Linked DNA regions of Homo sapiens: region 1 is linked to region 2. The links are chromatin loops, found by intact Hi-C in ENCODE. Cell type or tissue: ascending aorta. All regions are shown on one strand. Each heading gives the region's core, and the rest is flanking DNA. Links, peaks and the distances in the headings are about the cores only.

The links. Peaks named below come from ENCODE experiments on the same cell type or tissue, not always from the same donor. Only the 100,000 strongest peaks of a DNase experiment are listed, where the experiment ranks them.
Region 1: it touches region 2 in a loop (2.2-fold over the local background); 2 of 110 quality-filtered maps call a loop at or near these places.

What each region holds. Positions count from the first base shown.
Region 1 is chr12:57,600,647-57,615,321 of GRCh38, forward strand. It overlaps DTX3 (deltex E3 ubiquitin ligase 3), which reads left to right and starts at 4,178. Exons shown (of 7, transcript NM_178502.4): 1 at 4,178-4,212; 2 at 4,925-5,085; 3 at 5,544-5,606; 4 at 5,797-5,872; 5 at 6,219-6,967; 6 at 7,874-8,091; 7 at 8,431-9,156. The coding sequence starts at 5,872. The coding sequence ends at 8,506. It overlaps ARHGEF25 (Rho guanine nucleotide exchange factor 25), which reads left to right and starts at 10,789. Exons shown (of 15, transcript NM_182947.4): 1 at 10,789-11,345; 2 at 12,284-12,498; 3 at 12,618-12,713; 4 at 12,794-12,870; 5 at 13,048-13,114; 6 at 13,370-13,473; 7 at 13,685-13,754; 8 at 13,870-13,959; 9 at 14,043-14,135; 10 at 14,321-14,371; 11 at 14,591-14,668. The coding sequence starts at 11,249. It overlaps PIP4K2C (phosphatidylinositol-5-phosphate 4-kinase type 2 gamma), which reads left to right. Exons shown (of 10, transcript NM_024779.5): 8 at 165-432; 9 at 599-702; 10 at 880-2,772. The coding sequence ends at 960. RefSeq lists enhancers at 3,548-4,059, 4,060-4,572 and a silencer at 10,682-11,201. In ascending aorta, for the core only: no CTCF peak of the experiment used is centred there; DNase peaks (open chromatin) are centred at 10,315 and 10,765; H3K4me3 peaks cover 4,013 bases; H3K27ac peaks cover 4,229 bases.
Region 2 is chr12:57,686,575-57,701,249 of GRCh38, forward strand. OS9 (OS9 endoplasmic reticulum lectin) reads left to right here and starts at 7,558. Exons shown (of 15, transcript NM_006812.4): 1 at 7,558-7,749; 2 at 8,176-8,352; 3 at 9,206-9,269; 4 at 9,388-9,464; 5 at 9,701-9,799. The coding sequence starts at 7,588. RefSeq lists enhancers at 7,187-7,761, 7,749-7,798. In ascending aorta, for the core only: a CTCF peak has its summit at 7,207; DNase peaks (open chromatin) are centred at 6,934 and 7,397; H3K4me3 peaks cover 2,132 bases; H3K27ac peaks cover 577 bases.

The DNA of each region.
Region 1 (14,675 bases), core at 8,519-13,518, 83 kb before region 2:
ATACTAGGACATATAGGCACTAAAGGCAGTGGTATGCCCTGCAACCTCAATTTTTATACTTCCTTTCCCCAGAAGGGCCCCAGAAATTCAAAGGTACAGGTACAGGGGTGATACCTAGCAGTGAAGAGTGAGAGAGAGGTGTCTGATTTGTCAGTGGGTCTCAGTTTCTAGTGCAGCTGAAGATCATGGACTACAGCCTTCTGCTAGGCATCCACGACATCATTCGGGGCTCTGAACCAGAGGAGGAAGCGCCCGTGCGGGAGGATGAGTCAGAGGTGGATGGGGACTGCAGCCTGACTGGACCTCCTGCTCTGGTGGGCTCCTATGGCACCTCCCCAGAGGGTATCGGAGGCTACATCCATTCCCATCGGCCCCTGGGCCCAGGAGAGTTTGAGTCCTTCATTGATGTCTATGCCATCCGGAGTGCTGAAGGTGAGAGAACCGGGACAATTTAAGGGTGGAGAGGGGATTTTTCCTGGAGGACAGAGACCAGAGTGCTGGGGGAGAGCCTGATTAGCTTTTCAGAACAAAACTGACTGCTTCCTGGAGAAAGGGAATTGGAACTAAACCTACTCTGAATTGTTGGTCTCTCTCCCAGGAGCCCCCCAGAAGGAGGTCTACTTCATGGGCCTCATTGATATCCTTACACAGTATGATGCTAAGAAGAAAGCAGCTCATGCAGCCAAAACTGTCAAGCATGGGGTGAGAGTTCGCAAAAGCCTTTCCTTTCCTGTCTTGACTATTCTTTGGGAATAGAGTCTCTTGTGCCAGAGCAATGGGGTGGCAAAAGAATGGAGGTGGTCTGGGGTAGATTGGGTGGGGGTGATGGGGACGGGTGCTAGGGTGGCCTGACATATTGTTCCGTATCTCCTCTCACAGGCTGGGGCAGAGATCTCTACTGTCCATCCGGAGCAGTATGCTAAGCGATTCCTGGATTTTATTACCAACATCTTTGCCTAAGAGACTGCCTGGTTCTCTCTGATGTTCAAGGTGGTGGGGTTCTGAGACACTTGGGGGAATTGTGGGGATATTCTAGCCACCAGTTCTCTTCTTCCTTTGCTAAATTCAGGCTGCAGGCTCCTTCCATCCAGATAACTCCATCCTGTCGAGTAGGCTCTTTCTGACCCTCAGAAATACATTGTCCTTTTTCCTCTTTGCCCATTTTTCTTCCCTCTCTTCCTCCCCATGAGAAGTCTGCTTGTAGTATTAGAATGTTATTGTTGACTCTCTCCCAAGTGCCTTGATCTTTGTAATATCTCCTGTTGTTTCTATGATATAGGAGCTAGGGGAAGGGGGTTGTTTGCCTTCTTCAGGACCTGACTGGACAGATGGACCTGGCTCAAGCAACTACTCTGGATGCACTTTGCTGTGTGGGATGAACTAAAAGTGTCTGAATTTTGCTGATAACTTTATAAAACTCACTATGGCATGCTTCCCTCCTGGTGGGCCCTAGGATGGATGACACTCAAGATACTACAGATGTGGGTGCAGGCATGCACACACACGATGGAATATGGCCATTCCTACACAGGTGGGGTAGAGAGTGGGTCAGCAGCCTGGCACCTCACAGAGGTGGGACCTAAGAGGACTCATGATTATGCAGAGAATTGGATTGGGTCTCTGTCATAGATTGAGTAATCTCTTCCCTTACCTCAATTCCATCTCCACCCATCTCTACATCTGGGCACAGCAACCCAGAGATGGCCAAAAGCATTCAAGCCTGGGGGAAGATGTTTGACTATTGCTGCTCTTCACCAGAACCTCACACCTCTCCTGGGACTGGAACCCTTCAGTGGGTGTGTGGCCAGTTTTGGAGGCTGGAATGATGGGCCAGGGTGTAGGATTCATTCTCCATGTAAAGTTTCCTTTCATCCTGCCTAGCCATCCCCAAGGTTTATTTCCAGAAGAAAGGAATATCTCTACTTGGATCAATTCTGGTCATTTCAAGAGGATGGAGGCCTCAAGTGTGGGAACTTCCCCTACTCCCTGGATGTGTGTACCTAGCACACTTCCTTCTCCCACCCCTTTTTCCAGTTGGATTTGTTTTTCTGTTCTCTTCTGTCCTGTCTTATACTGCAACTGTGTCTCCTAGGGGACAGATGGCCTTCTTTGTCATCTTCACTCTCCACCCCCAGAGAGGAGTCAGAGCCATAACTCAATCACTCAGCCCCTCCAAAGATAGTTGATGTGTGATAATCTCATAATGTTGAGAACCCTGATGAGATACATTGTCTTCCTCTCCCTACAATGCCTCTGGGGCCAAGGCACCCATTCTTCTTGCTATCCTCCATCCCCCTTGAGGCTTCCACTTTTTTTTTTTTTAGACATAAAGCTGGGCATCAGCAACTGGCCTGTGGTGATGCAAAGCTGCTTTGCTCTGTATCTGGCTGGACTGATCTGTCTCACAAGAAGCCATGAGGCCATAGGGAGAAGCTCCCTCTCCCCTTCATCTTCTGCTCCAAAGGTGGTAGCAAGAGGAGTACCCAGTTAGGGGTTGGAGCCCCCATATAACATCTTCCTGTCAGAAGACTGATGGATCTTTTTCATTCCAACCATCTCCCTTTCCCCCGATGAATGCAATAAAACTCTGTGACACCAGCAACCATTGCTCTTTAGAAATGGGTTTTCTGATCATATGGCTGATGTGTTATGGGCAGTATGGATGTCTTCATTTGTTGCTTCTGTTTTTCATCTTTTTTGTTTTATTAATAAAAATTTATGTATTTGCTCCTGTTACTATAATAATACAGGGAATAAATTATTCAATCCAAATTTCTGTACAGAAATGCCTTTTTTTTTTTTTTTTTAAATTTCACTTCTCTCAGGGAGCCTGTGTTTAAGGGTGCAGAGACCAGCTGAAGAATTCTGGTGTTCAAGGTGTTGGGCCCCTAACTAAGGATGTGGGTTTCTAGACAGATGGCTGTGAACTTTTTTAAAAAGGCTGTGAAGGGTGTGCACGGGAATGGAAAACTTAGTCTTTAACCTTGTGGGAGGTCAGCGGTAGTGAGGGCCAGGGAAGAGTAGGGTGATGGGACCCTTCCTCTTCCCAGAGTTCTGGGCTTGCTAACACTCCATCTTTGTAAAGGTGAGTAGGCCTCTCAGCCCACCAGCTAAAAGAAAAGGAATCTAGTATTCCCCCAGGCTTCCTGGGAAAGCTGTCCTCTTCCTGGAGGGAAGGAAGAGTACAGCAGGGTCCTGGGAAAGTGAAGAAAGTGACTAGCCCTCCAGTCTAGAGGGGGGAGTGAAAAAGGGGTGGATGAATAGAGGTTGTTGCCAGTTTGGGAGATTCCTGCCTGTCTTGGCTGAGGAAGTCTTTTGGCTGGTGGAAAAACCTGGCTTGATGTGGCCCCAGGGAAGTGAGTTGGATTGGGCGGAGACTGCTTGATGTGGGAAGCAGAGCAGAGCTTTTTTTTTTTCTTCTTTGAGAGTTTTTAACTCTATTTGAACCATACACTTGACACCACCACCACCTCGAGCCACTTTTTAAAAAATGTATTCGCTTCCCATTCTGCACCAGCCTCCATATCCCTGTTTGTGGAAAGAAAAATCAGAGGCACTGACCAATGATCATCTGAGAGCAGGTTGTGGGGGTCATAGGAGGTAACAATCTAGAAAGAGGCAGGAGATGAGGGAGGGGATTGAAATAGTTTAGTACCCGGATTTGTTTATTTTTTAGAGCCAATGCTTTTCTTTTTACTATGACTCTTCCCATCCCACATTGTTCCTCAAAGGCCCTTCTACCATAAGGATTCAAAAAATTGCCGCCCTCCCCCCGAATCCCCATATACCCACCAACACTTCACCCACCCATCCACCACCAGCTCCTGGGAGCTGCTACGCAGCTGGCTGGGAAAGAAAAGGGAGAGTGCTCCGCCGGGAGCGGGGAGCGAGTAGGGTGGCGTCTCCAGGGATTTAACCTCCTACCCTCAGTTCCATGACGCCACCCCCTCCCTCCAAAGACTGGGACAGCGCCTCCATTTTTGTTTTGGGGAGGAAGGGCAGGGGCTTGCGGATAGAAGGGGGTCAAAGGAACGGTGATTATCACCTGTGAGGGGAAAGGGGGTGCTGTCCTCCCTCCTTCCCTTTTCCTCAGCCTGCACCCCCTGCAATCCCCCACCTTTCGGGGTCTCCCCCTCCTTGTTGCTAAGGCCCGGACCGTCATCCCAGCAACAGCCTCAGTCATGTGACCGGCAATGGCGGCGCTGACGAGAGGTAGGTGAGCCCGGCGCCCCCCACACCCACCGCGCGCCCCCCGGGCCCCGCTCGCACCCCTCACGCGCCCCCCGCTCCCCCGGCGCCCCCTCCTCCACCTCCCCTCCCCGCGCGCGGCTCCGGGCTCCCCGCTCCGTGCCCGGCCGATCATCTTTCTAGCACCCTCCAGCCTTGGCCTCCATTCGGGGGTTCTGAGGGCTGCGATCGGGCCGACATGCACCCCCACCCGGCGGTGGGGATCCGGGGGCTTTGGCTACTGAGGGATGTGGGGAGTTGGTTCCGGGTCGGGTCTTGGAGGAGGCCGTGGGGGGAGGGCGGGAGCTGCTTCAGTGGATGCCCCCAGGGACCCTTGCCCATCCGGGCTGTGCCTCCCTCTGGCCTCTGTCTGGAGGGAGAGACTGGTTCCTTGTCCGGCCTGGGTTGCCACAGAGGAATCACAGACCCACCCTAAACTGGGGCCCCGCCTCCCTTTTCTGTGCCAGCAGGACTTGGACCTAGGACACCTAGGTCCTGGGTCCCCCGTGATGGGGAGAGAAGTGTTGCATCGCGGATAGACTGTATGGGCTGAGACTCTAGGGTTCCATTTTCACTTATGAATCTCGAGGTGCATCTGGCCTTGGGGGACGATGATGGAGGCATGAAGGGACAGCTGCTCCTTCTTGGATCAGTCAATAAATGGAGGTCACACTAATGGCCCTTCTTTCTGTTTGAGCTGCATTTGGAAGTGTTGTGGAGACAGCCCCGTAGCCCAATGCGACCAGACTCAGGGAAAACATCAGGCCCCTCCAGCTGAGCCCTTGTGTGAGCCCCGCCCCTCCCTAAATGCCAGACTTGGGAGCTGACAGACAGCACTGCCTGTGCTGGGTTTAAAAGGTGACAATGAGAACTTTGTTATTGCAGGGGCTGCTGCCACTTTGTTCACATCCTTAACAGACTTCAGCAGAAGGGACTGAGTTAGCTCTCAAGGAAGGCTCCCTGGCAATAGGGGCTGAATTATTTGGCAATGTGGAGCAGGCGAGGAGTTGGGGAGCATAGGAAATATTCCGGTCCATGTGATCTGAGGGAGGTGGCAAGAAGACCTCCACCTGTGTGGGCGTTTTCTTTCCTGACTTCTCTTATGTGTGCCCTAGGCTTTCTTGGGGGCCTCAGAGCTGGGGAAGAAAGGAGGAAGGTTAGCATGTTGAAGTTCCTTCTTGAGCAACTTGGGGAGAAGCTGATAATGGAATTCTGCAGAGAAGAGAGGAGATGGAAGGGGAGTTTTTATTTCTGGGTTGGCTGAGGGGAATGGTAACATTTGCCATCATAACTTTTTACCCTTCCCCCACTCCCAGTCCTGGTCAGCTGAGTGGAAATAGAAGGATTTCTGCTGCCATCATCTTCCATGGGCTTTCCAGGTATCTCCCCCGCAAGGGATCCTCAATTTTCACCCTTAAACTGGTTTCCTTCATTCCATGTTCCAAGTAATGCCATTCTTAGTAACCTATACCCAGGTTTCTGTCTCTGTTCCATGGGCTGCTGGGTTGGGGGCCATGGGAATTGGGAGAAGGGGTTTCTCACTTTCCTTCCATTTTTCCGCCCTACCAGGTCACACGACCTACAAGTAGGGAGCAGGGAAAGAAGAGTGAGCCTGCATGCCAATTCTAAGCTCTTCAGGATCAAAGTAAGCAAAAAGGAGGGGCAAAGAGTCTCCCTCCCCTTTAAACAGCCCATTTTTCCCCAAGAGGTGGGAGGGGCAAGTTGTTTCTATGATCTGGGAGAAATGACAGGAGAAACAAGACTGATACTTGGCTTAGATGATAATATAGCTCTGGAAACTTTTTTGCTCTTCAGTGGGTTTTGGGTTTGGAAGATAAGGGGAGACAGAATATGAATTTGGGTGAAGGGTTGGGGATTAGGCTTTGAGAAAACAGAGGTAATAGAGGGTTTGGAAGGAACCTGAAGTAGGAGGCACTGATACTTGTCAAATGGGGACCCCCCACCCTGAGTCCCTTTCACCCTGGGGGCAGTGTCGTTCGTCCTGTCCAGAATGGCAGCCTGTGGAGGCACCTGCAAGAACAAAGTGACTGTGTCCAAGCCCGTGTGGGACTTCCTGAGCAAAGAGACCCCAGCCCGGCTGGCCCGGCTTCGGGAGGAGCACCGTGTGTCCATCCTCATAGATGGCGAGACTTCTGACATCTATGTTCTCCAGCTTTCCCCACAGGGTCCTCCCCCGGCCCCTCCAAATGGGCTCTACCTAGCCCGGAAGGCTCTCAAGGGGCTGCTAAAAGAGGCAGAGAAAGAGCTGAAGAAAGCTCAGAGGCAGGGGGAGCTGATGGGCTGCCTGGCTCTGGGGGGTGGAGGGGAGCACCCTGAGATGCACCGCGCAGGCCCACCCCCTCTCCGAGCAGCCCCACTTCTGCCCCCAGGAGCTCGGGGGCTCCCCCCTCCTCCTCCCCCCCTGCCCCCACCTCTTCCTCCTCGCCTTCGGGAGGAGGCAGAAGAGCAGGAGAGCACCTGCCCCATCTGTCTGGGGGAGATCCAGAATGCCAAGACATTGGAGAAGTGCCGGCATTCATTCTGCGAGGGCTGCATCACCCGGGCTCTGCAGGTGAAAAAGGCCTGCCCCATGTGCGGCCGCTTCTATGGGCAGCTGGTGGGCAACCAGCCCCAGAATGGGCGGATGCTGGTCTCTAAGGACGCCACCCTCCTACTGCCCAGCTATGAGAAGTACGGCACCATTGTCATCCAGTACGTCTTCCCGCCCGGTGTCCAGGGGGTAAGAAGACCATGGCCTGCCCTTACCCTTTGGCTTTCCCCAAGCTCTGACCTAGGAAAACCGGGTGAGGGTGAGTGTGCTTGTTAGATGTGAGACAGTCTTGCTGTCTTCCACTGTGCCCTCCTACTCAGTGCCCTGGACCTAGGAGGTCCCCGTGAGGCCCAGCCTTTCCATCCCTGTGATCCCAAGGCACACGTGAAAATCAGATATGAGCTAGGAAAAAAAAAAGCAAATCAGATATGAGAGGAAGGAATTGCATATTATTTCCTTGATGAACACAAATACTGTGCTGACATCTTGGCAGAGGTAAATTCTGTGGAGGTGGTGGCTTAGGGGAAGGGAGGCACAATAGGAAGGGATCTGACCAACCCAACAGAGCCAGGAGCATCACTCTGTAAAAACAGGAGTAGTCAAGGCCTATAGGTGTCTTCCTGCTGGACAAAGAGTAATGTGCAATTCTGGCTGCAGAGGGGTGAAGAAGCTGCACAGAAGAGTGATGGAAAATGGAACAAGTTAGACAGTGGCAGAAACATTAGGAGTATTTTCAGGTGAAGGGAAGGCTGAAAGATAGATTATTCTGTCTTCACATTTTTGCTGAGTTGTCTGGAGTGTAGGGACCAGCTAACTTCCATCACTTCTGAGAATCCATTTGTTGCTGAATGGAGACTTGAGGGATTGAGACAGCAGAAAAAATCTCTTAACACATAAGGATTATGCTCTGAAACAGGCTCTTGCTGCCGAGGCCGTATAATCTCTCCTTCTGTGGAAAGCTGTCAGCCTGTTGCTGCCCCGTTCGCATTAGCTGGGGGTGCTCAGACAGAGACTAGCCTGGATGACCCTCCTCTGGCATCTGGGCCTTAGGATGCCTGGCTGCTCACTGCCCACTCTGCTTCACCTTCCTCCCAGGCTGAACACCCAAACCCAGGAGTTCGGTATCCTGGCACCACACGGGTGGCCTACCTCCCGGACTGCCCTGAGGGCAACAAGGTGCTGACCCTGTTCCGCAAGGCGTTTGACCAGCGTCTCACCTTCACTATCGGCACGTCCATGACCACAGGGAGACCGAATGTCATCACCTGGAACGACATCCACCACAAGACCAGCTGCACAGGGGGACCCCAGCTGTGCGACCCCTCTTCATTTCCTTTCCCTTGGCTCCTCCCCTTTGTTCCATTTCCACTGAGGGACCCACCAACCCCTCGCTCACGGAGCCTCCTAACTGGAGAGAACCACTTCCAAACTGTTCAGCCATCTCAGTTTCTCCTACATTCAACCTGGTCCTGGTGTGCCCAGCTTAGCCTACAAAAATAAGCAGAACTGGGCTAAATTATCTTGGATTTGGAGGTGTCCTCCCTTAGGGGAGGTGGGGAGGTGTCTGAGCCACCTAGAATGAGGGTGAGCATGGGGATAATAGCAAGTTCAAACAGCTAACAACCCTCACCCTCATTTCTCTTTGCTCCCAGGTTTGGGTACCCAGACCCCACCTACCTGACCCGGGTGCAAGAGGAGCTGAGAGCGAAGGGTATCACAGATGACTGAAGGACATCGCCTTTGCCAAGGCCCCTGCTGTCTGCCTCTACTAGGACCCAGCAGAAGCCTCTTTCTCCTCTCTGCCCCCTGCCCCCCACACCACACCTGTAGGGGACCTGTCTGACTGGGAAGGGAGTTCCGAGAGGGAGGGGGCAATCCCTTCCCCCATCCCCCACTGGCCAAGTGTTTCAATGCAGTGTGAGCCACTCCCTTCTGGCAGAGGCCGACCTCCAAGGCTCTGTTCTCCCCTCCCCGTGTACATATACTCCCGGTTTCCCTGCCCCTCCATTGCCCTTGGCTTTTTCTGGTATGTGCTGTGCTCCACGACCAAGCCGAGAAAGGACCTAGGGTGGGGAAGGGAGGGTCTCTTGATTCCTAACCGCCCCCACATACTGCTCCACCGCTGAACTTCGGGTGCCGGGGAGGAGAAATTGGGCTGATGTGAGCTCCCCGTCACCCGCCATGGAGCCGGCTGTGTGTGTTCATCAGATACAGTTCTCCCTTAACCTTGTCCTTTCTCTCCTGTGTCTCAGTCTCCGTCAGTCTGTCTTTCTCCGCTCTTCTCTGACCCCTGTGAGGAACCTCCTTACCCTGTTCTGGAATCGCTGCCAGACTGTAGCTTTTAATTTAATAAAAATAAAGTAAAATATGCAACTCTTTATGCCACACCCGTTCTTTTCCAGGGACTGGGTGGGGGTGGGGTGGGGAGAGGGACCTGCTGGAAAGGGGAGAGGGGATGATGGGGTGATCCCTGCGTGCACTCCCAGTCCCTCTGCCTCCTGAGGACCTGGGGAAACGGGATGCACCAGCGGGCTCTGTAGTAACACTGAGAAACCCTGGGTCACTTCGATGTTGGAATTAGTATTAAGAGGGTGTTTTTTTGTTGTTCAACTATGGTTGTAGAGAAAACAACCCTAGCCACTCTGCGAAGTTTGGCTGGGGTGGGAGTGGGGGCGGAGCCGGGCAGGGGGCGGATTCCGCAGCAGCAACTCCCCGGACGCGCGCAGGCCTCAAAGCCCCCCAGCTTCAGTGCCCCCTCGACCCTGAAACTTGGAGCAGGGTGGGGGTTCAGTATGAAGCCCCCGGACCGCCCCGCCCCTGGCCGCACTGACCGGATACTGGGGGTCATGGGGGGCATGCTGCGCGCATGCGCCCTCCCTGGGCAGGAGGGGGTAAGAATGGGGGCTCGCGGTGGGGTCGGGGGTCTTTCGGGGCCTTCAGGAGGGCTGCACCCACAACTCAACTTATCCGAAAACGAGTTCTGCGGGGCAGTCGCAGGAATACATGAATTCTATTACGAGGGCCATAGCCCCGTTCTGGGCGAGCCTTTTATAACAATGTGGGTTTTGACAGGTAGGAGAAGGGGAAGGGGGAGGTCAGGGCTGCCTAGGAGGGCAGGTTCCTTACAGTGGTTCTGTCCCCGCAGCCCCCAAGGAGAAGCCCTCTAGGGTTGGTGGGTACCGAGCCAGAGTCTGAACGTACGGAGGGAGATCACAGAAGGGATCGCGAACATGAGGTCCTCGCCGGGGCTCTGCAGCCCGGTAAGAAGCTGGGGGTGGGGTGGGGCACAGTTTGCTATCCTGCGCCAAGTGGCGAATTCAAAAATATTCTATTCTTATTAGCATAAAGTTCGCATCTAATTTGCATGAGACCCATTTAATCGCAGAGACCTCCACTCTTCTTGCCTTCGAGTCCAATGTGTGTCCCCCATCCCAGTCGATCCCGAGCCCTCGCAGGCAGAGTGTCCCCGCGCCCCACCCCTGGCCCCTCGCCAGCCCGGGCTCCAGGACTTCGCCTTAATTGGCGATTAGTCTTAGCTGGAGTCCCGGGGCCTGGAGGAAAGAAGGGTCCTGAGAGAGGGCGGCATCTGGGTTGTGTTCACCCACAAAAGACTCCCCATACACGCACCCCGTACCAGGGGGCCTCTGTCCACTCGGCCGGGGACAGCCCCAAACCCAGAACATCTTCGCACAGGCCAAGGCCCCATCCACTGAGTCCTCCTTCATCGCAGAGGCCAAGGGGAGACCTGGGCAGACCCTGCAGACAGGCTGAACCCCGACCCCAGCGCTCCGCAGAGCCCGGGATGCGAGAGGGAGGGGGACCCCGGGGCAGGGGAGCACGGGCTGGGGAGGGGAAAAAGCGCTGGGGACGTGGAGTGGGAACGTGGTGGTGTCTGGGGGAGGGGCGATCGGGGCGGGAACCCGGCGCAGGCAGGAGGGGGAACGCGATGGAGAGGGCGGAGCTGGGCCGCAGAGGCCCCGCCTCGTGGCGGCCCCGCGGCCAGGCCTGTTATTCAGCTCTCCGCTCCGCTGGGACCCGCACAGCGCCAGTGGCTCGGGGGTCGGCCCTCGCCTCCTCCCCGGCCCGGGCCTAGAGCCACCCCTAACCAGAGGCCGGAGACAGCTGGAGCGGCTGCCGCATCCCGGCCCAGCCTCCCCTACCATCCCTCCCCCTTCCACTGGACATCTGGACCCTAGGCCCCCGCACCGACAGGGTTCCGGAAACCCTCCCCGCCCAGCCCGGCGGCCGGGCCCCGCGCCTCTCTCTCTCTAGAGCCCCCAGCCCTCCTCAAGACTAGACTTCCGCCTACCCCTGGACACCTCCTCCCGGTCCCCTCCCTCCCCCCCTCCCACAGCCTGGACCGGGGTAGGAGGGAGGGGGGGTGTGCGCCCGGCGCCGTCCCCGCCCCGCCCCCCGTGATTCCCCCTGCATGGCCGGCCCGGGTGGGGGGCGCGGGGGGGCCCGGGCGCCATGCGGGGGGGGCACAAAGGGGGTCGCTGTGCCTGTCCCCGTGTGATCCGAAAAGTGCTGGCAAAATGCGGCTGCTGCTTCGCCCGGGGGGGACGTGGTGAGTGCCAGGTCGAGAGGGTCCAGTGTTGAGTGGGGGGCGGGCTGGGGGTTCAGGGCATCTGTTTGCCCTGGCCCTTGGGATTTAGGGTTGGAGACTGTATGTGTTTTCCAGGAAAGTGGTTTCTTAAGTGATCCCTAAGGTCCCTTCTGCCTCCAAATTTCTGTTAGTTCAAGTTAAGGAAATAGGGGAAGGGGCAGGGAACTCATCTCTTTCCCTTTGTCAAATGGGTTTGAGAAAAACCCACCCACAATCCCCTTAGGCCTAGAACCGATTATTTTCCTCAAACCTTTTGCTAAGAATCTACTTCTGAAGAGGGACAGGAGAATGGAGGAATGAGAATGAGGTGGTTCTACAAGGGGCTTTATAAGGAATCACAGCTCTCTGTCGCTGAGCACAGGCCAACGATAACCCTGATGGACCCTCCTCACTGGCCTCCTCTATTGGGTCTACGCATGTGTTGGGGAGGTGGGCTGCAGAAGTCTTTTCTTTTTATAGTGATTACTGCAATTGGTGGAGGAGGGGACTGGGAGTGGCAGATGGACCCAGCTCATCCTCCCCTCTTCCCAGAGAATGGTCTGTACCCATTGAAAGAGGGAGGGTTGTAGGAGAGCAGATGGCCACCCCCAGCTTCCAATGTCTGCCCAGATGGCTGCCCCCACCCCCATATCTATGCTATGCTCAGGATATGGGGAACCTCCACATGTAACTGGGGGTTCCAGGCCTGGAGAGCCAGGCGTTTACCTTACTGTGCTTTCTCCCAGGGGTGCCCTGGTGAAATTTTCTATCCTGGCCAACTCAAATGAGGATGGCAAGAGAGTGAGCCCTTGGAGAGAGAGGCTGAGCATCATGAAGAGAAGACCCTGGGAGTTCCCTGGGGACCCTGAGTCTGGAGCTGGGGCAAGGTCTATCACCTCCTCTCTTTTTCCTCCCATTAGAATCCTATTCCATTGCGGGCAGTGAGGGGAGTATATCGGCTTCTGCTGCCTCCGGTCTGGCTGCCCCCTCTGGCCCCAGCTCTGGCCTCAGCTCTGGCCCCTGTTCCCCAGGCCCCCCAGGGCCCGTCAGTGGCCTGAGGAGATGGTTGGATCATTCCAAACATTGTCTCAGTGTGGAAACTGAGGCAGACAGTGGTCAGGCAGGACCATATGAGGTGAGCAGGGAACGGCACCAAAGCATGTGGGACATCTATGAAGGACACTGGCAGAGAGGGCAAGTTGGGGCCACCCAGCTACTGTCCCCGACCTCTGACACTTGATTTCTGGCCCCCAGAACTGGATGTTGGAGCCAGCTCTAGCCACAGGAGAGGAGCTGCCGGAACTGACCTTGCTGACCACACTGTTGGAGGGCCCTGGAGATAAGACGCAGGTGTGAGGACAGGCTCTGGGGAGGCTCCTTTCACTCAAGGGGCATTCGTTTGCTCACCCTAGGATGTTCTTTCCTTCCAGCCACCTGAAGAGGAGACTTTGTCCCAAGCCCCTGAGAGTGAGGAGGAACAGAAGAAGAAGGCTCTGGAAAGGAGTATGTAAGTGTCCACAGCCCTTCCCTGCAGTTGCACAACTTCCAGAAGACTGTCCCTCACATTTTAGATGGAATTTCCTCCAAGGTTGGCTATGATGATAAAGGGGAGGAGGGAGGAACGGGCTGAACCAAGGATGAGCTCCGACGCTGAAGTGGGGGCCTCCTCCTGCTTTCATCCTAGGTATGTCCTGAGTGAACTGGTAGAAACAGAGAAAATGTACGTGGACGACTTGGGGCAGATTGTGGAGGTAGCTCCCTTTACCCCTTCCCAGCCCCTCCTGCCTGCTTTTCCATCTGCCCAGGGCTATTTTCAGGAGGTGCCTGGGCGCTCCTCTGTCCCACCTCTCAAGCCTCCCCACTCCTGGACCTTCCTACTCTGGGGGCAGGGCGGCTCCCACCAGGGAGGGGGAGGTGGAACACACCCTGGATTTGTGTACAGGAGCACCATTAAGGTGGGGAGAGGGCCACCACATGCTCATGACCCAACCTCAACTTTCCCACAGGGTTATATGGCCACCATGGCTGCTCAGGGGGTCCCCGAGAGTCTTCGAGGCCGTGACAGGATTGTGTTTGGGAATATCCAGCAAATCTATGAGTGGCACCGAGAGTGAGTGGTGGAACTCTGACAGCTAGGTGCTGGAGAGGGGCCCTCATCTGGTTGTCCTGTATCCTAACATCAGCCCATTGCGACTTAAGGAATGTTTGGAGAAGTTTTGTAGGGCACACTACCAGGGCAGACAGCTCGAAACTGCTGGGAGTGGGCGAGGTGGGGGTTGTGAAATGTATTTGACCTGCTGCTTCTCTACCAACCCCTCCAGCTATTTCTTGCAAGAGCTACAACGGTGTCTGAAAGATCCTGATTGGCTGGCTCAGCTATTCATCAAACACGTGAGGCTTGAGGGGGCAGGGCCTGGGGCGGGGCTTAGGAATGGGCTGGGATTCTCTGGAGATGCGTCCTCCCTCCTTGCCCACCCTGCTCTCTCTTAAACATTACCCCTGTTAGGAGCGCCGGCTGCATATGTATGTGGTGTACTGTCAGAATAAGCCCAAGTCAGAGCATGTGGTGTCAGAGTTTGGGGACAGCTACTTTGAGGTCAGTAGCTGAGATGTCTTGGTGGGAAGGAGGACAGAACTGGGGCTTTCCAGGCTGCATAACCACCCTGTCCCTGTCCCCAGGAGCTCCGGCAGCAGCTGGGGCACCGCCTGCAGCTGAACGACCTCCTCATCAAACCTGTGCAGCGGATCATGAAATACCAGCTGCTGCTCAAGGTCAGGACCCCCTTTTTCCTGGGGGCACAGCTGGCTGGCACAGCTGTTTCCTCATTCATCTCCCCAGGGTTCTTAGGGCTCCCCCAGACTTCCTGAGGGCCCTCACTGGTGTCCTCAGGGGAGGATGTGAGAGCTTCTAAGGGTGTCCTCGTGACCTCCCTGAGCATTTCTTCTCTCTGTCTTAGGATTTTCTCAAGTATTACAATAGAGCTGGGATGGATACTGCAGACCTAGAGGTGAGGACCCCAGATCTTCCAGGACACACCATGTGCTCCTTATCCTCCTAGTATCTCATGGGTTCCCCCAGCCCCTTGGGTGGTTTACAGCTGTCTGGTTTTTAGGGGGAGGCTGGTTGGGGTTGAGATACCGTCTGAAGAGGCAACTGGCCGAGGAGGCCTCTTTCCCAATAATGACTCTCTTCGCCCAACAATGCGCCTCCCTCACCTGTGTCCCAGCAAGCTGTGGAGGTCATGTGCTTTGTGCCCAAGCGCTGCAACGATATGATGACGCTGGGGAGATTGCGGGGATTTGAGGTACGGA
Region 2 (14,675 bases), core at 5,108-10,107:
TAGTACTAGAAGTCCTAGCCAGAGCAATCAGGCAAGAGAGAAAGAAATAAAAGGTATCCAGACTAGAAAAGAGGAAGTCAAGTTATCCCTGTTCACTGATGATATGATCTTTTTTTTTTTTTTTTTGAAACGGAATTTCGCTCTTGTTGCCCAGAATGCAGTGCAATGGCACCACCTTGGCTCACCGCAACCTCTGCCTCTTGGGTTCAAGCGATTCTCCTGCCTCAGCCTCCCAAGTAGCTGGGATTACAGGCATGCACCACCATGCCCGGCTTGTTTTGTATTTTTAGTAGAGACAGGGTTTCTCCATGTTGGTCAGGCTGGTCTTGAACTCCCGACCTCAGGTGATCTGCCTGCCTTGGCCTCCCAAAGTGCTGGGATTACAGGTGTTGAGTCACCACCCCTGGCAATATGATCTTATATCTACAAAATCCTGAAGACTCCACCAAAAAAACTGCACCAAAAAAACTCTTAGATTTGATCAATTAATTCAGTAAAGTTTCAGGATACAAAATAAATGTACAAAAATCAAGAGTGTTTGTATTCACTAATAATGTTCTAGCTGCAAATGAAATCAAGAAGGCAATCTCATTTACAATAGCTACCAAAAAATAAAATATCTAGGAATATATTAACCAAGGAAGTAAAAGGATTCTATAAGAAAAACTACAAAACATTGATGAAAGAAATTGTAGGTGACACAAACATCCCATGCTCACTGATTGGAAGAGTTAATATTGTTAAAATGACCATACTATCTAAAGCAATCTACAGATTCAGTGCAATCCCTATCAAAATATCAAGGTTACTTTTCACAGAATTAGAAAAAAAAATCCTAAAAAATTCATATGGAAAAAAAAACAGCCCAAATAGCCAGAACTTTCCTAAGCAAAATAAACAAAGCTGGAGGCATCACATTATCTGACTTGAAATTATACTACAAGGCTATAGTAAACAAAACAGCATGATATTCATTTAAAAATAGACACATAGATCAATGGAACAGAGTAGAGAACCCAGAAGTAGATGCACATATTTAGAGTCAAAATTTTTTTTTTATTGAGTCAGGGTCTCACTCTGTTGCTCAGGCTGCAGTGCAGTGGTGTGATCATGACTCACCGCAGCCTGGACCTCTTGGGCTTAAGCAATCCTCCTGCTTCACCTTTAGAGTAGCTCAGGACTACAGGCACACACCACCATACACAGCTAATTTTTTTAATTTTATTTTTTGTAGAGTCAGGGTCTCACTATGTTGCCCAGGCGGGTCTCAAACTCCTGGCCTCAAGTGATCCTTCTGCCTTAGCCTCCCAAAGTGTTGGAATTATAGGGATGAGCCACCATACCTGGCCTGATCTTTGACACAGTCGACAAGAACACACACTGGGCCAACCTGGGCAATATAGTGAGGCTCCATCTCTACAAAAAATTAATTTAAAAAATTATCTGGGAGTGGTGGCATGTGCCTGTAGTCCCAGCTACTCGGGAGACTGAGGTGGGGGAATAGCTTGAGCCCAGGAAGTCAAAGCTGCAGTGAGCCATGATTGTGCCACTGCACTCTAGCCTGGGCGACAATGCGAGACCCTGTCTCAAAAAATCAATAAATACACACAGGCACACACACAAGGGAAAGAATATCCTTTTCAACAAATGGTATAAACAGTGCTGGGGAAATTGGATTGCCATGTGCAGAAGAACGAAACTGGACCCCTATCTTTTACTACATGCGAAAATCAACTCAAGGTGGACTAAAGACTTAAATGTAAGATGTGAAACTATAAAAATACCAGCCAAAAACCTAGGGAAAACTCTTCTGGACATTGGCTTAGCAAAATAATTCATAACTAAGACCTCAAAAGCACAGGCAACAAAAAACAAAAATAGGCAAGTGGGACTTAATTAAACTACAAAGCTTCTGACTAGTAAAAGAAATAGTCAACAGAATGAACAGACAACGTGCAGAATGGGAGAAACTATTTGCAAAATACACATCCAACAAGGGTCTAATATCAGAATATAAAAGGAACTAAAATTCGACAAAAATCTCAGATAACCCCATTAAAAGTGAGCAAAGGATATGAATAGACATTTTTTTCCAAAAATACATACAAATGGCCAAGAAACATATGAAAAAATGCTCAACATCACTAATCATCAGAGAAATGCAAATTAAAACCACAATGAGACACCGTCTTACAACAGTCAGAATGGCTATTACTGAAAAGTCAAAAAATAACAGATGTTGGTGAGGACATGAAGAAAAGAGAACACTTAAACACTGTTGGTGGGAATGTAAATTAGTACAACTTCTATGGAAAACAGTATGGAGATTTCTCAAAGAACTAAAAAATAAAACTACCACTTGATTCCACAATCCCATTACTGGGTATCTACCCAAGGAAAAGAAATTACTACATCAAAAAGATACTGGCATTTGTACGTTTACTGCAATACTATTCACAATAGCAAAGATATGGAATCAACCTAAGTGTATATCAATGGACGACTGGTTAAAGAAAATGTGGTCTATATATACAATGAAATACTATTCAGCCATAAAAAAGAATGAAATCTGTCTTTTGCATAAACATGGATGGAATGGGAGACCATTATCTTAAGTGAAACAAGTCAGAAACAGAAAGACAAATGTTGCATGTTCTCACTTATAAGTGGGAGCTAAACAATGTGTACACATGGACATAGAGTGTGGAATAATAGACAATGGAGACTCAGAAGGATGATGGAGTTTGAGGGGGCTGGATGATGAGAAATTACTTAATGGGTACAATGCATATTGTTTGGGTAATGGATACCCTAAAAGCCCTGACTTCACCACTGCACAATCTATGCATCTAACAAAATTGCACTTGCATTCCACAAATTTATACAAAAATAATGTTGAATCAAAAAACATTATAGTTTGGTGGAACATAGAATTATAGGTTGGAAATAATTTCCCTAAAAAATTTGAAGATATTTTATATTATTTTCTAGCTCCCAATGTATTTTTTCTTTTTTAAGAGACAGGGTCTCACTCTGTCACCCAGGCTGGTGTGCAGTGGCGTGATCATGGCTGACTGCAGCCTTGACCTCCTGGGCTCAAGCAATACTCCCACCTCAGCCTCCCAAGAAGCTGGGATCACAGGCACTCGCTACCATGCCCTACTATTTTTTTTAAATTTTTTTTTGTAAAGATGCAGTCTCCCTATGTTGCCCTGGCTGGTCTCAAACTCTTGGGCTCAAGTGATCCTCCCATCTTGGCCTCCCAAAGTGCTGGGATTAGAGGAGTGAGCCACCACACTCATTCCTCCCAATGTTGATGAGTTTGTAAGCCCAATGCTGTTCTGATAAGGAATCAATTAAATACAATTAAAAATTTTATTTTTGTGTGGGCACACAGTGGTGTATATATGTATATATTTATGGGGTACATGAGATACTCTGATACAGACATGCAATAAGTAATAATCACATCATGAAAAATGGAGTATCCATCCCCTCAAGAATTTATCCTTTGTGTTACAAACAATCCGATTATACCCTTTTAGTTATTTTAAAATGTACAATTAAATTATTATTGACTATAGTCACCCTGTTATGCTATCACATACTAGGTCTTTTTCATTATTTCTATGTTTTATACCCATTAGCCATCCCCACTTCTCCTCAACCCCACACTACTCTTCCCAGCCTTTGGTAACCATCCTTCTACTCTCTATCTCCGTGAGTTCAACTGCTTTGGTTTTTAGCTCTCACAAATAAGTGAGAACATGCTAAGTTTGTCTTTCTGTGCCTGGCTTATTTCATATGACATAATGACCTCCAGTTTCATCCACGTTGTTGCGAGTTACAGGATCTCATTCTTTTTCATGGCTGAATAGTAAGTACTCCTATGTGTATACGTACTACATTTTTTTAAATCCATCTGTTGATGGACACTTAGTTTGCTTCCAAATTTTAGCTATTGTGAATGGTGCTGCAACAAAAATGGGAGTACAGATATCATTTCGATATACTGATTTCCTTTCTTTTGGGTATATACCCATCAGTGGGATTGCTGGATTGTATGGTAGCTCTATTTTTAGTTTTTTGAAGAAATTCCAAACTGTTCTCCATAGTGGTTGTACTAATTTACATTCACACCAACAGTGTACGAGGGTTCCATTTTCTCCACATCCTCTCCAACATTTGTTATTGCCTGTCTTTTGGATAAAAGCCATTTAAACTGGGGTAAGATGATATCTCATTGTAGTTTTGATTTGCATTTCTCTGATGATCAATTATGTTGAGTACCTTTTCATACACTTGTTTGCCATTTGTATGTCTTCTTTTGAGAAATGTCTATTCAGATCTTTTGCCCATTTTTAAATCAGATTATTAGATTTTTTTTTCTTTTGTTTGTGCTCCTTATATATTCTGGTTATTACTCCCTTGTCAGACAAGTAGTTTGCAAATATTTTCTCCCATTCTGTGGCTTGTCTCTTCACTTTGTTGTTTTCTTTGCTGTGCAGAAGCTTTTTAACTTGATGTGATCCTGTTTGTCCATTTTTGCTTTGGTTACCTGTGCTTGTGGGGTATCTCAAGAAATTTTGCCCAGGCCAATGTCCTGGAGAGGCTCCTCAATGTTTTCTTGTAGTAGTTTAATAGTTTCAGGTCATAGATTTAAGTCTTTTTTTTTTTTTTTTTTTTTTTTTTTTTTTTGAGACAGAGTCTCGCTCTGTCACCCAGGCTGGAGTGCAGTGGCGCGATCTCGGCTCACTGCAAGCTCGGCCTCCCAGGTTCATGCCATTCTCCTGCCTCAGCCTCCCGGATAGCTGGGACTACAGGTGCCTGCCACCACACCTGGCTAATGTTTTGTATTTTTAGTAGCGACAGGGTTTCACCGTGTTAGCCAGGATGGTCTCAATCTCCTGACCTCGTGATCCACCCACCTCGGCCTCCCAAAGTGCTGGGATTACAGGCATGAGCCATTGCGCCCAGCCAGATTTAAGTCTTTAAGCCATTTTGATTTGATTTTTATATATGGTAAGAGATAGGGGTCAAGTTTTATTCTTCTGCATAGGGATATCCAGTTTTCCCTGTATCATTTATTGAAGAAACTGTCTTTCCCCCAGTGTCTGTTCTTGGCACCTTTGTCAAAAATGAGTTCAATACAGATATATGGATTTGTTTCTGGATTCTGGATTCCATTCCATTGGTCTGTGTCTGTTTTTATGCCAGTACCATGCTGTTTTGATTATTATAGCTCTGCAGTATAATTTGAAGTCAGGTAATGTGATTCCTCCAGTTTTGTTCTTTTTGCTCAGGATAGCTTTGGCTATTCTAGGTCTTTTGTGGTTCCATTCTAGGTCTCTTAGGGTTGTTTTTTCTATTTCTGTTAAGAATGTCATTGGTATTTTGATAGGGATTGCATTGAATCTATAGATTGCTTTGGGTAGCAATGGTGTTCTGATTCTTAATCCTAATGTTATACTGATTTTTAAAAAATGTATTAACAAAGCAACAACATGAAGTCACATGTTCTGATTTTTTTTGTCTGTATATGCAACTTGTTCTTTCTCTCTGGAAGCTTTTAGAATTTTTTTCTCTGTGTCCAGTACTCTGAGATTCTATAATGATGTGTCTTGGTGTGGGTTTGATTTGTTGTTCTGGATACTTAGGGTGCCTGTTCAATTTGGAGACTGTTCTTCAGTTTGGGATAGTCCTTTTAAATAGTTTTTTTGATGATCTCTTCTGATTCTCTGTTCTCTTTCTGGAACTCTAATTTAGAACTCTTATTTAGTCCAGACCTTCTGGACTGATCCTTTATTTTTATGTTTTCTCCTAAAGCAGAACAAATTTGATCTTCTTCAACTTTATCCCCCAGCCTTTTTATAGAATTTTTATTTCTGTAACATGGTTTTAGTTTCCAAGAGCTCTTTTTGCTTATCCGAATAGTAGTTACTCTCAAGTAGTTTCCTGTTGTTATTTTATGAATGCTCTATAATATCTCTTTGAGAAGTCTGATGATGGATTATTTTTAAATGCTTTGTTGTTTCAGACGGAGTCTAGCTCTGTGGCCCAGGCTGGAATGCAGTGCCGCAATCTCAGCTCACTGCAACTTCCGCCTCCCAGGTTCAATCAATTCTTCTGCCTCAGCCTCCTGAGTAGCTGGAACTATAGGCGCGTGCCACCATGCCCAGCTAATTTTCGTATTTTTAGTAGATACGGGGTTTCACCACGTTAGCCAGGCTGGTCTTGAGCTCCTGACCTCAAGTGATCCGCCCGTCTCGGACTCCCACAGTTTTGGGATTACAGGCGTAAGCCACCGTGCCCGGCCTATTTTTAAATTTTTTATTTTTAGTGTTTTTTCCCCTCCCTTGCAATTTATGTTTCCTCTCATTTGCTTTTCCCTTCTTGTTTGTTTCTTACTTGTATATTAAAGTCCTTCCTTAAATGTCTAATGATCTCTGGCTATTTATTTTGAAGAGTAAGAACACTAAAAAGCTGATTGGAAAGTGGAATGAGGGCTGGGGCACGTAGGCCAAAGTGTTACATGTGGAATTCATTCTAGTTATCTATATCATTAAGAGAACTCTGATAAGGGTATCTTTGGGATTTTTCGTTTTGGCTGGTGAGATTCCCCAGAGAGGGTTTTCCAAAGGTATAATCAGCCTCTTGTTTACCTTTGTTTCGTAATAAATATTCTCAAGTTTGCTAAACCAGTTAACATTCTTCTGTTTGATTTCCAGCTTCCAAAATGTTGCTGTTGTTGTCTCCTTTCCCTTTCTTACGGCCTGGAGAGTAATACATAATTTCACCTTAACTGGAAGCCCATGTATGCATGTATGTATGTATGTATGTATGTATGTATGTATGTATGTATGTACGTACTTATTTGAGACGGGGTTTCGCTGTGTTGCGCAGGCTGCACTTGAACTCCTGGGCTCAGGAGATCCTCCTGCCTCAGCCTCCGGAGTAGCTGATACCACAGGTGCGTGCCACCACGTCTGGCTGCCCGCATTATTTCTCTAGGATTTTTACTGGAGGTCATTTTACTGGAGGTCAACTGCAGGATCGTATAGGAAGGTTTTGACACAAATTTTCTGATTGCCTCAAAGCAATATGTATATATGAAAAGAGGTAAGCGTCCGTATAATAATTGTTTGTTTTGCAACAAGCATTTAATAACTTTCACCGGCACTGCGCACGCTACCTATCTGCCTCAATACTCCGCCCGGCGGTGGGCAGGATATAATGCAAGAGACGTCTGAAAAAGCAATGAGATGCGCATGACAGCTGGGCGAAGACAGAGGGCAAACTTAAAAGGACCAAGCGCATAGACCACGCCTCTGAAATTGGGGAACGAGGAGGGGTTTGATCTTGTCGATGATTGGCTGGTCTCTGACCAATCACGGACAGCGATTGATATTTCTAATCGTCGTGATCCACCTCCCCAGGACCTTGGAGCCACGTTTACAAATAGGAATAGGGTACGTGGGAGGGATAGAACGTACAGCCAATAAAATCATGTGGCGCCGATGGGCGTGTTGAGGCCGCTGCCTGGCTTAGGGCGGAAACAGATTCTCTGCATAAGAAGGGGAACGAAAGATGGCGGCGGAAACGCTGCTGTCCAGTTTGTTAGGACTGCTGCTTCTGGGACTCCTGTTACCCGCAAGTCTGACCGGCGGTGTCGGGAGCCTGAACCTGGAGGAGCTGAGTGAGATGCGTTATGGGATCGAGATCCTGCCGTTGCCTGTCATGGGAGGGCAGGTGAGAGGCGTATAAGGGGCGAGGGTCTGGGCAGAAGAGGAAGCGGGTAAGAGATAGAGGAAGAAGGGCAGCTCCGGAGTCTGGGGCTGGAGCCTACGGGGAATCGGGAAGAGTAGGTATTGCTTTTACGGTGACCCCTGGGGGTCGCAGACTGAGACCAATTCTCTGGGGGCCAGGAATTGGGAGAGGTGGGGCTTCCCGCTGTCAACCTTCAGGTCTCAGTTTATGATCGAAACACCCGGACTCCGCCCCCGTGGAGAAATGGGAGCGCCCTCTCCTCTCACCCACTAAATACAGCTGGAGGGCTTATGGCTTATTCTGTCTTCGACTGATCTCTTCCCCAGGGTTTGAAGAGGGATTTCGTTGTTCTCCCTGATCCCAGCCTTTCTTTGCTTCCTTGCCCCCCGACCCTCCCTTCTTTCCCAGAGCCAATCTTCGGACGTGGTGATTGTCTCCTCTAAGTACAAACAGCGCTATGAGTGTCGCCTGCCAGCTGGAGCTATTCACTTCCAGCGTGAAAGGGAGGAGGAAACACCTGCTTACCAAGGGCCTGGGATCCCTGAGTTGTTGAGCCCAATGAGAGATGCTCCCTGCTTGCTGAAGGTGAAAGGGACTGGGTTAGATAGAATGAGGGCTTGGAAACTAGCAGTTCATCCAAGAACTGGAGTCCACTGAATGAGGCAGGATCTAGGGGACCTGTAGTGGTTAAGAAGACCACTGGAGGAGTAGACAGATTACACGGACAGGAAAGAAGCAAAGAATCCTGCAACCACTGATGACACTTTGCTGAACGTAGGAGCAGGTTAGGATAGAAGATCTCAGAAAAGGGCTAAAGCAAGATTGAGGGTCTGCGTGGGGTAGGAGGAGTACTTCCTTAAGCCTACTTGCTAAAGTCACCCCCTGCCCTATCACTCTGCTCCAGTATCCTGTTTTATTTTCATCGTAGCACTTTTCATGATCTGAAATCATATTTACTGAATCAGTTTGTTTATTTTCGGTCTGATTCCCCGCATTAGAGTGTAAACTCCATGAGGTCAAAGAATTAATCTTGTTCACAGTTGTATTCCCAGTGGCCAGAACAGTGCCAGGAATGTTCAAGAAGTTCAATTAATATTTAATTTTGGGTTCTTCTATGTTTCCCTAATATAATTGCTTCAGGGATACCATAATTTCTTATCTTTATGGAGGGCAAATAAGGATTTAAAAAATCTTTTAAAAGGGAGGAATGGAAAGACCACAAGTGGAAAACAGACTTTAGAGATATCTCTCCAAGTCACAGAAGGAAAGCAGCCCTCCCTCCTTACTGAAAGTCTGGAGAATTGAGAGTGGAAGTGAAGGGAAGAGAATTGAGTGTGTAAGTAGATGAGAGGTTATGTGTCTTGGAGCCAGGAGACTCTGGTTCCAAGAAAAGATGTCTGCACTCCATCCCCCTGATTGTTTATTTTTTAATTGTCAGACAAAGGACTGGTGGACATATGAATTCTGTTATGGACGCCACATCCAGCAATACCACATGGAAGGTAACTCACTCCTATATTTTCCTTAAGCCCTTAGTGTCATATCATGGAAGTTCCCCAGTTCCCTCCTCCTCCTCCTCCTCTTAAGAGTAACAGTGCTTCACTGTGGCTTCCCTTGCAGATTCAGAGATCAAAGGTGAAGTCCTCTATCTCGGCTACTACCAATCAGCCTTCGACTGGGATGATGAAACAGCCAAGGTGGCAAGAGTGTGGGATTCAGGAAGAAAGGGTTCTGGCCACCGGCTGAGAGCCCTGACAAGAAGGGGAGGGTCAAGATTAGCTGATCTGTTTCTTGGGGCTTGGTGGCCATTAGGACAAAGTTTCCTGGGGCCTGGGGGCACAGGCCATTCTTTTGTCTCTTTGGGGACGCAGTGCCATCCTTCCTCTTTGCTATCTTTCTCATGTCCCCCATTCCTGCCTCATGTCTTCTCCAGGCCTCCAAGCAGCATCGTCTTAAACGCTACCACAGCCAGACCTATGGCAATGGGTCCAAGTGCGACCTTAATGGGAGGCCCCGGGAGGCCGAGGTTCGGGTGAGTCTTGAGAGAGGGAAGTTGACACTCCCACAGGGACAGTTCAGATTCTAAGGGAAGAGGGTTGCATCTTATAGTCGGGGCGGGGGCGGGGGGGGTCCCCTCCCAGACCCTAAATCCAAAGTTTAAAACATATTTCCAGCCGGGCGCAGTGGCTTATGCCTGTAATCCCAGCACTTTGGGAGGCCGAGGCGGGCAGATCACCTGAGGTCAGGAGTTCAAGACCAGCCTGACCAATATGGTGAAACCCCATCTCTACTAAAAATACAAAAATTAGCCGGGCGTGGTAGCGGGTGCCTATAGGCCCAGCTACTCGGGAGGCTGAGACAGGAGAATTGCTTGAACCTGGGAGGCGGACGTTGCAGTGAGCCGAGGTCGTGCCACTGTGCTCCAACCTGGGTGACAGAGTGAGACTCTGTCTCAAAAAAGAAAAGAAAAAAAAAAACCCACATTATTTCCAGGCCGGGCACGGTGGCTCACGCCTGTAATCCCAGCACTAGATATCTCTCAAAACTCTCCTATGCTTTCTTGTGGTCGGTACCTTCACTCTCGCCTGCATCCCTGCAAACAGCTTCTTTACAAGTGCTTCTCATCTAGTGGTCCTTAGCTGAGTGGAGGCAGGCAAATATAGAATGCAAAAAGTTCCTTGGGTGATTCTCATGTATTCACAAATATACACACCTGTAAAGAATTACATGACACCTGCCAGAGTTATCTTTCCATAATGCAGATTTGTACCTGCAGTTGTGTGCTGGTAAGTGTTGGACCCCCAGATCTCTATGGGTGTGGGAGGGAAGCCCTGATCTGTAATGTTTGCCAATGCCTGTGGTATAAATACTCCCATGATGCGCAAGTCAAATGATGTCAACTGTCTTGCAACATTCTCCAAAACTTACCAGTTGGCTCCAACACACCTGTAAGTCTGCATCACTTCTCTGTTCAGTCCTGAAAAACCTTCAATGTTTCTGCCTTGCACAAAGGCTAAGAGCCAAATGTTTCAGCACAGACCAGGGTGGTGGCAGTGGAGGTGATGGGAAGTAGTTGGATTCTGGATATATTTTGAAGGTAGAGCCAATGAGATTTGTTGATGGTTTGGATGTGGGATAGAATCATGGATTACTTCAAGATTTTTGGCTTGAGCAACTGGAATGATGGAATTGTAATTTACTGAAGTGTGAAGGAACAGGTTTAGGGGAGGAAATTAGGTTGGTTTTGGATATTGAAGGTTGAGGTGCCTTTAGACATCCTAGTGGTGATGTCCAGTTGACAGTTGGCTCTGTGGTTCTGGAATTCAGGGACAAGGTCTGGGATAGAGATATAAGTACTCATTGTATTTCTGCCACACTGGCCTTTTTCTGTCCTTCGAACCAGTGGGTCTCATTGTTCCCTCTGCCTGGTGCAGTCTCCTGCAGATCTTTAAATGATTGGCCCCATCCCCTCATTCAGGTTATATTCAAGTGACAACTCCCAGGGAACCTAACATAAGCAAACACACACACACACACACACACACACACGGAACCTAACATAAGCAAACACACACACACACATACACACACACACACACACACACACACACACACACACACACACCCTATTGCTCCTGTCCTGGTAAGCATCCACAGTGTTTTGCATTCTTCAAAGCATGTATCATTACTTGAAATTATTGTATTTGTTTAATTCTGTCTTCCCTCACTAAGATAAGCTCTGGGAAGGCAGGGATGATGTCTATCTTGTTTTCTTATGTATCCACAGCTCCTGGAACAGTGCTTCACTCAAATAGGTACCTAGAAATTATTCATTGAATGAATGAAATGACTGACAAGCCAGTTCTAATATCACCTTTCTTGATTAACCCAGAAAATTAGTTAGTTGTGTTCCTTCACCACTTAATAATACAAGCATCCACACACGTATATAATCCGTTATAGCACTTCATTGTATTCTAGTTATTCGTTTGGGTGTTTGTATCTTCAGTAGGCCAAGAACTGAGGTCAAGACTGCATAGCTTCCTCATATCTGGTGAACATATGCCCTGTGCCAAGCACTAATAGAAACTAGGAACAAAAAGGTGGATGAGACCTAGTCCTGCTCTCAGGAGATATGTTAAATGAACAGCCACAACAAGCAGGATAAATGCCATGAGCAGTGAAGTGCAGCCCGCAGGGGAGCACACAGTCGGGACAGAGTCCAGGGTGAAAAGGAGGCCTCTTGGGAAAAGTGACCTTTGAACTGACATTGGAGGATGAGGAGTTAGACTAGCAGATGGAGAGGATGGTGGGGGGAATGAGAGGGCATTCCAAATGGAAGGTGCGCTAAGTGCAAAAGGCCTGGAGACAAGAGGCAATGGCCTATCCCAGGAACTGACAGATACTCACAGGGACTGAGGGGATAATCATGGGAAGAGGAGTGTAGGAGATGAGTCTGGGTGGTTGGTAGGGGACAGGTCATGAAGGGCTCTGTAGCTATGATGAGGAATTTAGACAATCCAAGAGACAATGGTTAGGGGAGGCAATGAGGTATTTGAAGCAGAATGATGACATATTCAGGTTTGGAATTGAAGGCCCACTCTAGCTGGAGTATAGCAAAGATTGAGAGCTCACTTAGGCAGCTGTGGTAATCCAGGTGTGAAATAAAAGTGGCCTGGGGATGAAGAAATGTGAATATTTAGAGACAGATTTAGGGGGTAAAATCAACAGAGTAAGAAGGAGTCAAGAATGATTTCCAGGCTTTTGGCTTGTGCAGTTAGATAGAGGGTGATTCGTGTTCCTGAGATAGGTATAATGAGAAGAGGAGTAGGTATGGTGAAGGAAAATGGTGAGTTTGGCTTTGAATATGATTTTAGTGGCTGCTAGGCATTCAAGTAGAGATTTCCAAGGGGGCTGTGGATCTCTGGGTCTGGAGTTCAGCAGAGAGATCTGAATTGAACCCAGAGGTGGGGAGTTGTCCTTGTATCAGCCATAACTGAAGCCAAGGTATGGATGAAATCCCCCAAAGAAAACAGTATCTAATGAGAAAAGTGGGATGGAACTTCAAGGAAGCCATCACTAAGAGCATGGGAAGAAGAGGGTTTTGCCAGAAGAAAGGGCCAGAGAGGAGGCTATGGTGACATGGAAACGAGGAAGGACACATTTGAAGGGGAAATTGGTCCATGGTGTTGGCTGTGCCTGAACCTTCAAGGAAGAGGAGGATTAAAAACTGCTTATAGGCAATCATAGTCATTATTATTTTAATAAAGGCAAAACATGTACATGGAAATAAAAAATTCAGACAGTAGAGAAGAGAGCCAGATGGAAAGTATAAATTCTCTACTTCCAGGCACCCCTGACCAGTCCTTTGGTTGGACTTAATGATAGAGATCATTGGTGATCTTTGCTGGGGCAATTTGAGCAGAGTTGTGAAGATGAGGTGTTGAGAAAAGTGGTGAAAAAGTGGAACTCTGCTGGGCGCGGTGGCTCATGCCTATAATCCCAGCACTTTGGGAGGCCAAGGCAGGCAAATCACTTGAGGTCAGGAGTTCAAGAACAGCCTGGCCAATATGGTGAAACCCCATGTCTACTAAAAATACAAAATTAGCCGGGTGTGGTGGTGGGCGCCTGTAATCCCAGCTACTCGGGAGGCTGAGGCAGGAGAATTGCTTGAACCCGGGAGGCGGAGGTCGCAGTGAGCTGATATCGCACCATTGCACTCCAGCCTGGGTGACAGAGTGAGACTGTCTCAAAAAAGAAAAAAAAGAAAAGAAAAAAAGAAAAAGAAACTGGAAATCTTTGAAGAAGTTTGGATATGAAAGGGAGATAAAAGGTAAGCATTAGTGAGAGGTGCTGGGGGGTTGAGAGAGGGGGCATTCTGTGGTTGGTGTGTGTTTTAAGATGGAACAGACTAGAACATGTTGAAGACTTGGGTGAATGTTAGTGGAGAGGAGGAGAGGGAAGTCAAGGTACAGTAGAGAGAATGTGAAAAGAATGTGGACAGGGATGGGATGCAGAACCCTGGGAGAGCAATTTGCCTCAAAAGGAAGGTCTAGGGTCGTAACTGGAATGGTGTATTTGCTAGTGAGTCTGGAGGTTTTGGTGGCAGAAAGTTGAGGCCATTCCTGTCTGGTTGCTTCTAGTTTTCAGTTCTTATGCCACTTGCCTAGGTGATCAGGTAAAGCCCCTACTCCAGGGCAGGCACTGTGATGTGTTGCTGGCCTGATGCCTCCTCAATAGGAACAGCGTGCATGTTGTTTAAAGTGCAGTCTCTGTGGGGCTAGGGAACAACTGGTTAGCTATATGGAATTAAATAAATTCCTATTTATTGGTGTGTGTTTTAAGATGCAACAGACTAGAACATGTTGAAGGCTGTTGGGTGGATGTTAGCGGAAAGGAGGAGAGGGAGATCAAGGTACAGTAGAAAAAGTGAGAAAAAAATGCGGACAGGGCTGGGATGCAGAACCCTGGGAGAGCAATTTGCCTCTAAAGGAAGGTCTAGGGTAGTAGACCAACTCAATTCTTATAAAGTAAGATTCTAGAGATATCAAAGATTTTTTTAAGTTATAAAACATACAATTATACAAAAAAAAATGTCATAGAGACCCATAAATTCACTGCCAAGTTAAACAGATGTTAATGTTTTGCCTGATTTGTTTCAGATCTCTGGTTTAAAAAAAGGAATAAAATGCTTGTGCTAATAGCTAAAGCCCACCTTCATATTTAGTCACTCTCCCTCCCGCCAGAAACAACCACAACCCTCACTATGTTTGTTTTGTATTTTTATTACTGATATATATATTACAGACAATAGATAGTGTTTTGTGTTTTAAAATTATACATCAGGAGTATCAACTTGTTTTTTTCACTGATCAGTGTGTTTGCCATTCAATGGCATGACATGGAAC